Linked DNA regions of Homo sapiens: region 1 is linked to region 2. The links are chromatin loops, found by intact Hi-C in ENCODE. Cell type or tissue: heart right ventricle. All regions are shown on one strand. Links, peaks and the distances in the headings refer to the core of each region. The heading gives the core; the rest is flanking DNA. Region 1 overlaps JAZF1 (JAZF zinc finger 1). Region 2 has its middle 10 kb from the start of HOTTIP.

Region 1 (5,379 bases), core at 52-5,051, 710 kb before region 2:
TGGCCTAATCCTCATCACCTGTCCTCTCCTAGTGTGCCAAGTCTGCAAGCAGGCGTTGGTGGGACAGGGCTGGGGGGCTGCAGGGGGAATGGAGCAAGAGGAATGACTGTAAATGTTGGCGGCGCCAGCCCAGCCATGCTCCCATCCGTTGGCAGCCCAACATCTGCTGGGAAGTGTGCAGTTCCATCCAGTCAGCCACAGCCTCCCAGTAGGAGATAAGCCGGATGAAGGAGGCTGAGTCTGGCAGCGGATTCCAGGCCTGATAGAATAATGTCTGACATTCAACTCTGCAAAGTTGGGATAGAGTGTGTGGAGACGATCCCACAGGAGCCACCAGCTGGCCTGTTTTAACTTTGGCTGTTGACAGTTCATGCCGAGAGCACTTGTTTCTGAATTCAACAAATCTGGAAACTCGACGTTTTAATTTCGGGTTTTCGTTTGGAAGAGTCATTTTACTGGAACCCAAACCCTTGCAGACATTACCCTAAGGACATGCTGGTCTTGTCTATACCACTGAGTAGAGAAGACTAGAAAAACCTCCAACACCAAATGGCTGTCCTTGGGAAAAGCAGCAGTCAGTTATGCTAAACAACCACAGAAGGCATGGTCTTAGAATGTCACCAGAGTCCCCAGGGAGCTGCTGAGGCTCATCTGGAGACTGCCGCCAACAACCACAGCCTGGGTTCTTGCCTCCAGACCACGGCCTCCTCATAACTCCCTTCGGGTCCTTAAAGAGACCCTGTTAAATGATTAAAATGCTGTGGAAGGAAATTTTAACATATGCAATATCTGATTCTTTTCATCATCATATCACTTCCCATTTCTTCCACTTATCCTGGCTTCTAGGCGAATGTTGATCATAATGTTTTACTGCCAGGGTGAGGAACTTTGAGGAGACGGCTCTGGCACCTCTGTGAGTTGTTAGAAGCATGTATCTCTGGGTGCTCCAGGAGGTTTATGAGTTACCTGGCACAGATTAAACTCAATAAAAGGAAATATTTTGGTCAAATGCTTCCTCTTTTAAATTAATACTCTCTTGACTATTATGCAAAAAAAAACCCATTATTAAAAGCTGTTAGTACTTTTGCTGACTTGAAAATATTAGGAAAAATTTTCCTATTAAAAGTTATTTTGCTGACTTTAAGTTATTTGGTTATTTTGCTGACTTTAAGAATATTTTATAAGGCCTGGCGCGGTGGGTCATGCCTGTAGTCCTAGCACTTTGGGAGGCCGAGGCGGGCGGATTGCCTGAGCTCAGGAGTTCGAGACCAGCCTGGGCAACACCGTGAAACCCCGTCTCTACTAAAATACAAAAAATTAGCCAGACATGGTGGTGTGAGCCTGTAGTCCAGTCCAGCTACTCAGGAGGCTGAGGCAGGAGAATTGCTTGAACCTGGGATGCAGAGGTTGCAGTGAGCTGAGATCGTGCCACTGCACTCCAGCCTGGGCGACTGAGTGAGACTCCGTCTCCAACAAAAAAAGAATACTTTATAACCAACATAAAATGTGGTTCGAAAAGTACCATCTAAATGAAAATCAGACCTTATTTATTTGTTCTGTTTGTCTTCAATGCACTTCCTCATTTTTATCTTTATGTATTTCTTTCTGTAATGATTTATATCCATTTCATCCAAAAAGTTTAAAACACAATATAAAATGCCCTGTAAAAATTTATACTAAGTTCCCTAAAACACTTAAGAAATTCACTGAATTTTTCTAGGCATACACTTCATTCATTCGAATGAAAACTTGGCTGAGGAAATCATAGAGTTCGTATAACTGACTTCTAATTTCTTCTTCCTTATACCTAGGCTTCTAAAGCCCAGGTGTGATATAAATTCTTTTTTTAAAAAAATACTTTTCTATTTTTGTAGAGACAGGATCTCACTACATGGCTGATCTTGAACTCCTGGTCTCGAGCAGTCCTACCACCTCGGACTCCCAAAGCACTGGGATTGCAGGCTTGAGCCACCATGCCTGGCCAGAAATTGCATTTTTAAGTGAACAGTTCAGAGCCCTGTATTTTTCATGGATTATTTTAAGAATTACGATGATGATGAAGATGATATAATCCCTAACACTGCAACCCATTATGAAGTTACCAGGGGCCCTCCAAAATTTTGCTATCAAGGCAACATCCCTTAAACAAGTTAACAGAGATGCTCTTTTTCAGTGAGTCTTCTGGAAGAATCGATGCCAGTCTGCCCTTATGACAAACATATTTCTTAATGAGATCTGATTTACGAAGTTTTGACAATTATGCTTTTCCCCTCTCTTACTGCCACTTTAAGAAAAATCATGCTGGTAAGCTACACTACAAAACTTCTGGCCTGCAGAGGGCTCTATAATACCATATTTTCCTAGACAACACTTGTAAAAAGGAAAAAAAAAAAAAAAGATACTTGCTGGAAGGGGGAAGGGGAAGCCCAGAGGCTTTATAATGCTTCCAGCAGGCAGTCTGGTTGCAGTCTGGTAAACAGACTAGGAATTGTGGGCAAAGCCCTTTTCCTTGAGTTTTCCACCAACCATGAGATCAGATGACTCTGTCCGGACTCATTACTTTAATAGCCTACAGCTAGTTCACATAGCAGCAGGAGTCCACCAAAAAGGCATTTAATTATTGAAACTAAAACTGGTACTTGTAACTGCCGGTTAGTAGTAGTCAGATTTTTTCAGTATTTCAAGTAATTTATAAAGCGCTTACACACATAAATAGAAAGCTTTAAATGCTGGTATTCCATAAAAAGTAAATAAAATATATTTTTGTGCATTAAGACTTAATTAAGTGGCATGATTTCATGTCACAAATTTAAAACGGGCAGGTGAGACTTGCCAACATTACTACAGCTGTGTTTTACATTAGGAAATTAATTAAAATGGTCGTTTATGCTTTTTTCCACTTACGGGTATTTAGACCTCTCTATTACACCATATATTTTCCCTTCAATCATTATATTATGGTAATTTATCTTAGCAGGTGATATCTTACTCTGTTGTCGGCGGAAGTGGGGAGCATTAGTCAACTAAAAAATTTGTGCTGGGCTACTGAGGCAGATCAGACAGCTGGAGGCACTTGCTGCTGGCCAGGAAAGAAGAGGGTCTTATTCACATGCTCCCCTTTTATCCCATCTTAGCAGAATTTATTTTCTATTTCACTAGAACAAAGTTTTTTCTGATGTCAGGATGGGAAGCAGAGGAAAGCAGAAAAATGTTTGACACGCCATATGACACATCGTCATATAGACTTAGCTGTTACATGAGACCTTATTTTTGAAGCCAACCTGCTTACACAGTTCAGTTATGGAATGTGCAAAACCTAAAACCAATTAAAACATGCCCAAGTGAATAGTTGATATGCAGTTTGTAATGCAAATAAATAATGTCCTGATTTTATATATCAAAGCTAAATAAAGACTCCCTTGAGATATCAAGAACAAATCGATCACTCTGTACTTATTTACTGCAGTTATTTATGTTAACAATTATAATAAAATTATGACTTGATGAAGTTTTAATGATGTAAGTAATTTTGCTCCCCAAGAGGCATCAGTTGCCAAATGAAGCTGAAGTTTTAAGGAACGCTAAGGACTCACTGTACTAAAACATCACCATAGTGCCTTTAATATTGGATGTACCTTACAATAATGTGGATTAGTTTTGGGTCAGGGCCAGGAGCTTTTGGTTCCTCAAACACCAAAGGCACTTCCCTTAAGGCATTCACTCCTGTAAGAGAGTCCCTTTAGCTTGGATTCTAAGGGTAGCAATGAAGGAGGATTCCAAGGTGCAAGCAGTAATACAACTTGCACACAGAGTAAACTCCACAAGTTGTTGATTGTAAAGTTGTTTGGAAACCAGGATTGAATTTGCCTCTACATACATTGTCATTAGTGATATTTAGATTTAGAGCCAGTTCCCAGCTAGTACTTTTTGAAATGATTACGTATTAATTATTTAATAAATGGTGTGGGTAGAATTGGACTGCTGGTCCAATCTTCCTTGGCGTTCCAGAGCACTCCTGTAGTCAAATAGCACAAAACTGAGCTTGCTCCTTCCTTTTGTAACCATAAGTCACCCCTCTTTTGTATGACTTCACCCAAGCAAATTTGGCACTATTGTATTGATTATAAATATGTTATTTCCTGTTGCTACCTTATCATCGTAAAATGCATCCTCATGCTTGTTCTGTGTTATCCAGCTCTGATAGTTACATTTTTGACAAGATAAGCAGCTACTGAGCTTTAAGGCATTGTAGACATGCTTGCATTTTCCGTTTACCTTTGAAAAATTAAATGACTTTTCTTTAACTCTCATCACAGGTTTTAGCATGAATGACTTATGATCTTTATTCCTTATTGGTTTATTTCTCCAAATTTTCCCATTTTAGTTTCTATTCACAATGGGGGGCCAGGTTCAAAATATTTTTCTCTCCTAAGAGCTCAAAAATCATAATTCTTCAAAATATCATTTTACATTTCATGCTAATGAGATAGTCTACACACCTATGTTGAGCATTTCCTCTCCTAAGAGCTCAAAAATTGTAATTCTTCAAAATATAATTTTACATTTCATGCTAACAAGATAGTCTACCCACAGGTGTTGAGTATTTAAAGTTGCCCATTACTAGGACCTGTGTTTCAGTGCTACCTTCATCACTTAGTAAGCAAGGGACCTTCAGTCAGCCTCTTAACTTTTAAGAACCATGATACTTTGCATGCTTGAAAGCACAAATCTGAAGACAAAGGACTAGGCCAGATAACATCACAAAGTCCCATGTTTAGGTTATTGGTGTTAATGAAACTTAGGCTGTATTTCTTTTCAACAATCAATGTCATTTCCCATATTTAAGCAGCAATTTAGTATAAGCTCACCAAATTTTGTTTTAAATCTCACTAGCTGATTTTTTTTTTCTCTTATCACCACTGTTTTCTCTTCTCCTTAATTCATTTTGGAAAGAGGGAGTGAACAGGACATGTATAGTCAGATTGTTCAGAGAAATGGAAATTTGCACAGGTGGTAAAAATTGCCACAAGCACAGTTAATGAAGCAAGCACGTGGCTACTTGCAACTCTGCTCTCAAATTTTCTGTATAACTCTGCAGCAATATGTGCTCAATAACTGCCTGACTGTGTGCAAATAACACATGGAAAAGTTGAAATACTAGAAAATATTGACATCCATTCTCCAGCTAGATTTTATCTAAAAACTACTCATTTTCCTCCTTTGCTCAAGATGGTACAAAGATGCCTACAACATGAACTCTGCCCTCCTAAGTCTCTGATATAGTCAGTGAGGTGATACTAATATATATGGGCAATTATAAAATAAGTGCTAAACCTCGTGATTTTTCTTAGAGTTGCAATTGTTGTTCACACAAAGAGA
Region 2 (5,379 bases), core at 283-5,282:
ACTCTCAGAAGTTTCCTGGTTTCTCGTAAAGGTGGCCGGGGCCGTTTACAGTAAGAACGGAATAATGTTTGCGACTGTACGACATAATTATCTCCAGACTTGCCTCTACCCCGCCCCCAGCTAGGGTTTTCACCAGCGAAAGCGGCTAATGCATTTGCACACATTAAACATCTTGAACGCATAATTACAGGCTGCAGACAGGCTGGACAATAAAATATCTCGGCTCGATATTTTTGGAAGCCTTTTGTGATGGTGCCTGGAATAAATAACAACCGCTTTCTATGTCCTCAGCCATCTAACTGCAGCCACCGTTATTTCAGAACACCCCCACCCCACCTCGGAGGGGCAGAAGTGGGGGACTTCAGCGGAAGGGTGCGGTCGCCTGAAGAGGTCTCCTGAGCCTCGGGTGCGTGTGGGCTTGGAGGACTGGAATAAGAAGAAAATATGTTCCAAGCCCTGAGGGCCCTCTTCCTCATTAGAGGCACACAAGTGGGGCCCTCTAGGCCCCACACCCTCTGGGCGCGTGCCCTCCCTGACTCCCTACGCCAAGACTAAAAAATTTGAAGACTCAGACCACATGTTCCTACCTCACAATCTCTCTAAAAAGAGCCTCTCTATACTGAACCGGCTCCTGTCACCTGAGAAATCTGCTGGAAAAGAAAGCTGGATATTGAAGCAGCAAGACCCAGAGGAAGAAGCTGCTGGTTAGTCTCTGGCTGGTTATTTTCTTCCACAGATGCCTGGGACCCTAGCTTCCCTTGAGTCTTAGTTGCTTTGTCTGTAAAATGGAGATGATTGTAATAACCTTGGGACCAACCTCACAGGTTGTTAGGAGGAAGCACTTAAAAATTTTTTTATTGCCATATAACTTACGTATAGCAAAGCATACAAATCTTAAGCCCCCAGTTCACTGAATTTTTATATATGTATACATTTGTGTAACTACTACAAAGATCAAGATAAAGAGTATTAGCAGCCCCCAGAAGGCCATGAAGAAGCACTATGAGAACTAATTTTAGACAGTGATAGTGTTATCTCTAAGTCAAGAGATCAACAGGTCAGTCTAGTATGTGGCCCTTGAAGACACTTGATAGTGTCTTCAAGACAAGAATTGACAAACCAAATATACATGTCAAGGGGCTGTGGGAATCTCTGGTCTGGAGGAGCATTTGTGGGCCTTTTCTGCAAACCCCTAGGCACTCAGGGATTGGGGGAAAATTGAAGATCAGGCTTTAATTCGTTTTGAGACAACGCATTCTCTTTTGTGAATGGCTGGGGCTGGCATGTTCATTTACAAGTTAGGGGTAAGCCCAGAGAGAGAGGCCTGAGAACCTCTCCCAGGGGATGGAAATCTGAGTTGATGTCCGTAAGACTAAGATTCAAGCCTTGGGGTAACTTATTTCAGTGTTCTCCCCTGAATCCAAGGCTGGTATGATGTGTGGAGGAAATTCCCCAAAGGAATATGTGGCCATGAGATACATAGGGTAACCAGTTTTCTGAAAAGTATAACCTCAATAGCTAATACATACAATTGGTGCACTTCACAAACACTACAAAAAGATTTTATAGAAAAAAAATTCTCTACTCAGATCCTCTGAACACCAGTTCTTCCCAGGGGAAGCACTGTTACTGATGACTTGTCTGTCCTTCTAGCCCTTTTGTACATTCCTTCTTTTTTAAAAGCACAGTGGTAAGCTCTCACTACATATGCTGCCCTGTTCTTGGAGCTTTTCCTAAATACTGCCCATGACAATTCTCCATGACAGGTATACTGGCTCAGAAAGATATGCTCATCCCAGATAAAATTGAAGCCAACCTTGTCTAGCCTGACACACAGAAGGGCTGCTTTAGCCTGGGTTCTAGATCCTGGCCCACAGTTAATGGGTTTGGTGACCTTAAAAACAGTCAGCTAACTTGGCCGCAACATCATTACCAGCACCCCCTTTCTCCCTAGGGGAGCAGAGCCATGGGGAGGAGGCAATAAGGCACTGACCATGACTAGACCTTCAACCAGTTTCTGGAGTCAGGGGAAATTGAAAGTGCTTCTTGGAATTTTTAACTATTCTGTCTAGCAGCTATAAAAACTGTGCTCAGGTCATTAGCCCACCCTGAGTGTCTACCTCCGATCCCATTTCCTTAGTCCTCTTTGGAGCTCGATGGGGTGGCCCTGGGCCTGGCCCCCACCCAGGCCTGACAGAGGCAGGAGGGTATGGCGGGGGCCTAGGGCTTTGCCCCAGACCTTGGACCCCGCAGCGTCTGCCAGGAGACGTCGGAGGAAACGCTTTTACCACCTGGGCGACCTTGACTGCAGCCGATTAAAGTTTAATCCGAGGTGTGTGCTCAGACTTGCCATGTTATTTAAACACATCAAAGGTCATAAAAAGATTCCAATGGCGTGAGCCGCTCCGACGCGGGCCCGCAGGGAGCCAGCATTTGATTCTGGTGGATTTCCAGAGCCAGGATTTAGAGCGCAGGGCGGGAAGGGGAGTATAGGAAAAAAAGGGAAAAGCCAGCTTTCACAGAGGAATGCTAGACTTCAAAAAGCGGCAGGGGAAACCGAGTCTCGGCCCGAGGAGCAGAGACAGCGCCCTTGAGTTCCGATTAACTGGGAAGACATCTAGTGGGAAGAGGTCGCAACTGCAGCGGTGTCCTGCGAGCATCCTCCGCCGCCGCCCACAGCGACTGCAACCTCCTGGATTGGATGGGGGTGGGAGGCCTCAAAGAGAAGCCTCTCTCTCCCTGGCCTCCCCGTCGACAGTGGAGTGCTTACTTTATTGCCTGCGTGATTGCAGGGCTGGGTCTGGGTTCCCACCCAGGGCAGAGACGCTATTTCCACCTTGACAAGAAAGATCTAGCTGTCCACCGAAAGCACAGGGCCCAGGATGCCTGGATTCCCATCTAACTCTTCCTGGGGCTCCTGATCCTAATGCGGGCAAATCCCTGGAGCGCCCATATGTAGGTTCTCCTGGAGGGTGCAGAGTGGCTCTGGGGACCAACAGATTGCTGCAGAAGTTAAGTGAGTCCAGAGGCTGGCATGCAAAACCGCTGGAGCTACAGACTGCTGCCCACGAGGCCTTTGGCAAAGCACAGGAGCCTAGCTTCTTAGGATTCGAAGGTGACATTTTCCCCATCTCTGCCGTGGGGCCATCTGGCCAGATCTGATCCTGGCTGCCTTCTTGCATCCAGATTCTAATTTCTGTGAAGGATTGGCCTCTCTCACAACCCCATGGAAATGAGCCCCACATATAGAGAGCTGGCTCTTATCTGAGCTCCTCTGGCCCCACCAGCACCTCCTAACCTTATGGCCAAAAGATAGAGAATTCTGTGCAGGCCTCTCCATGTGCCTCTGAGATGCTCACTGCAGGTTCTCTATTGGGTGCCTTCGCCTGCTTCAAATGGGGTCCGCCTTGTAGGGGTGTGCCTCCTTGCTGACCACTTTGGCTGAGTCTGAGTCTGAGTTCTCTCCTTCAGTCTTTTTTTTTTTTTTTTTTTTTTTTGAGACAGGGTCTCACTCTTTCGCCCAGGCTGGAACATAGTGGTACTATCATGGCTCACTGCAGCCTCAACTTGCTGGGGATCAAGCAATCCTCCCACCTCAGCCTCCCCAGTAGCTGGGACCACAGGCACATGCTACCACACCTGGCTAATTTTTGTGTTTTTTAAAGAGACTGGGTTTCTCCATGTTGCCCAGGCTCTCTCAGTCTATTAGTTGTGGCATTAGATCATCCTAGAATTGTCAGGAAGAGTGGCACCAGTATACTCCTTTTGGGAATGATATAGAAGGCCAAGGAACCATGCTCCACATTTCAATGTATGAATCCCAGGACATTGTGGAGCCCCCACAGGCAGCTCTACCGATAGAGTTTCCAGGGCTTCTGTAGGAGGCCCCCCACCCTGTCATGCTCAAGTCTCTGGGACCTAGCATCGGCCAGGCCTCTGGGAAGCGGCCTCTTCCTTTTCCATTTTACCCATCAAGTTGCCTACCCATACTCCTCCAGGGTTCGCACTCTCCCTGATTCTCAAATGAAGGCTTAAGGGACCCTGTTCTTTGGCTTTGTTACACAACCCCCTACAACCCCCACCCCCCTTGAAAAAATGGAAGAACTGGAAATAGTGGAAGAGGCCATTCTAGCAAATGCCTTGAAGCCCTTCACTGAGACATTAGCCGTCTCTTATCACTCACAGAAGTGTTTCCCCAAAGGGGTACAAGGGCTATGACTCCTTCTGTGCTCCCACCAATCACCTAATGGCTGGATAAACCTCAGGTAGGAAGACTCCGTTGTTTTATTTAATCAGCTACAGACTATTAAAGTAGCAGTGGGTAAGGGCTAGGGGAAGAAAGGACTGCAGGTGGGCTAACCAGATTTAGCTTCAGAAAAACTGAGACCCAGATCATGTCACAAGTGAACCTGGGATCCAAGGGCCTGGATCAGTCCAGGTCACATGCTGAGTTCCAATGGGCTGCTGTGTGAGCTTGGAGCAGAGCTGATCCCTTAATCCTCTCAACCTGAGACAGACAAACATACACACACACACACACACACACACACACACACACACACACACACGATCCAGAAAGTCCCCTCCCAGCTCACCTGGTTAGGCCCACACTGGACCCCTGTCTGGATTCCACACCCCCAGCCAAGCAACCCTGCTCTGCTCCCAGCAGAAATCACAGGGACTTCTATTCCTCAGGGTGACAAACGAGTCTGCTTGCTCTTGGTGACATCAAATTACTTTGCACCAGCCTAGGGTCCCATGACCTGACATAACCTCACATTAGATCCTAGAAATGTAAAGAAATATGGCCTTTTAAAAGTGGCTGAGAGCAGGTAATTGCTAGCAGGCTTGAAGGGTTGTCCCAAGCTCAGCTCGCGACCTCTGCCTCCGAAGCTGATACCAGCAGGAATTCATGCGTTTGGACTCTCTATGGGCAGAAGGTCGAGCCTGCATTTAACTCTGGACAATAATCAGGTTCTTAAAGCCCAGATTGTTTTTGTGCAGTTACAGAAATCACAGGGAGGCTTTGGACCTAAATGGCAAGGAACACTCGACAGTGGCACCGCCCCCACTGCCCCCCAGCCAGGCTTCCACAAAGAACAGGCTTCAGCGGAGAATGGGCTTCTGCTAAGCTTTAAAAACAGGCCTTCTTTGAGCTGCTGTAGCTTAAATTTTTGTGGAGAATTACAGTTTCATTGCTTCTTATTCTTCTCCCTCCCATCTCTCCCTTCCTCTTTGTCTCCTGGCTTGTCTGTGGCTTCTCTCTTCCCCTCTCCCTCTTCCTCCGAATTGTTTGACTTCTGCAGTCCCCACCCTTACCCTGACCCGAGCCCTCACCCCTGCGGTGAACTCCATCTTAGGATCTGGAGACATGGGACC

The links. Peaks named below come from ENCODE experiments on the same cell type or tissue, not always from the same donor. Only the 100,000 strongest peaks of a DNase experiment are listed, where the experiment ranks them.
Region 1: a loop joins it to region 2, with 9 times the contacts of the local background. A loop is called at or near these places in 33 of 110 quality-filtered maps.

The regions. Positions count from the first base shown.
Region 1 is chr7:27,918,354-27,923,732 of GRCh38, reverse strand. The region is part of intron 2 of JAZF1 (JAZF zinc finger 1); the gene reads left to right. Among named protein-coding and RNA genes, the nearest start is that of TAX1BP1-AS1, 180 kb to the right of the region's middle. RefSeq lists an enhancer at 527-576. In heart right ventricle, for the core only: a CTCF peak has its summit at 2,319 (motif pointing right); a DNase peak (open chromatin) is centred at 262; H3K27ac peaks cover 750 bases.
Region 2 is chr7:27,207,765-27,213,143 of GRCh38, reverse strand. No RefSeq gene overlaps it. Among named protein-coding and RNA genes, the nearest start is that of HOTTIP, 10 kb to the right of the region's middle. RefSeq lists enhancers at 1-240, 1,796-2,296, 2,297-2,797. In heart right ventricle, for the core only: CTCF peaks have their summits at 2,423 and 2,622; a DNase peak (open chromatin) is centred at 2,613; H3K4me3 peaks cover 436 bases; H3K27me3 peaks cover 4,917 bases.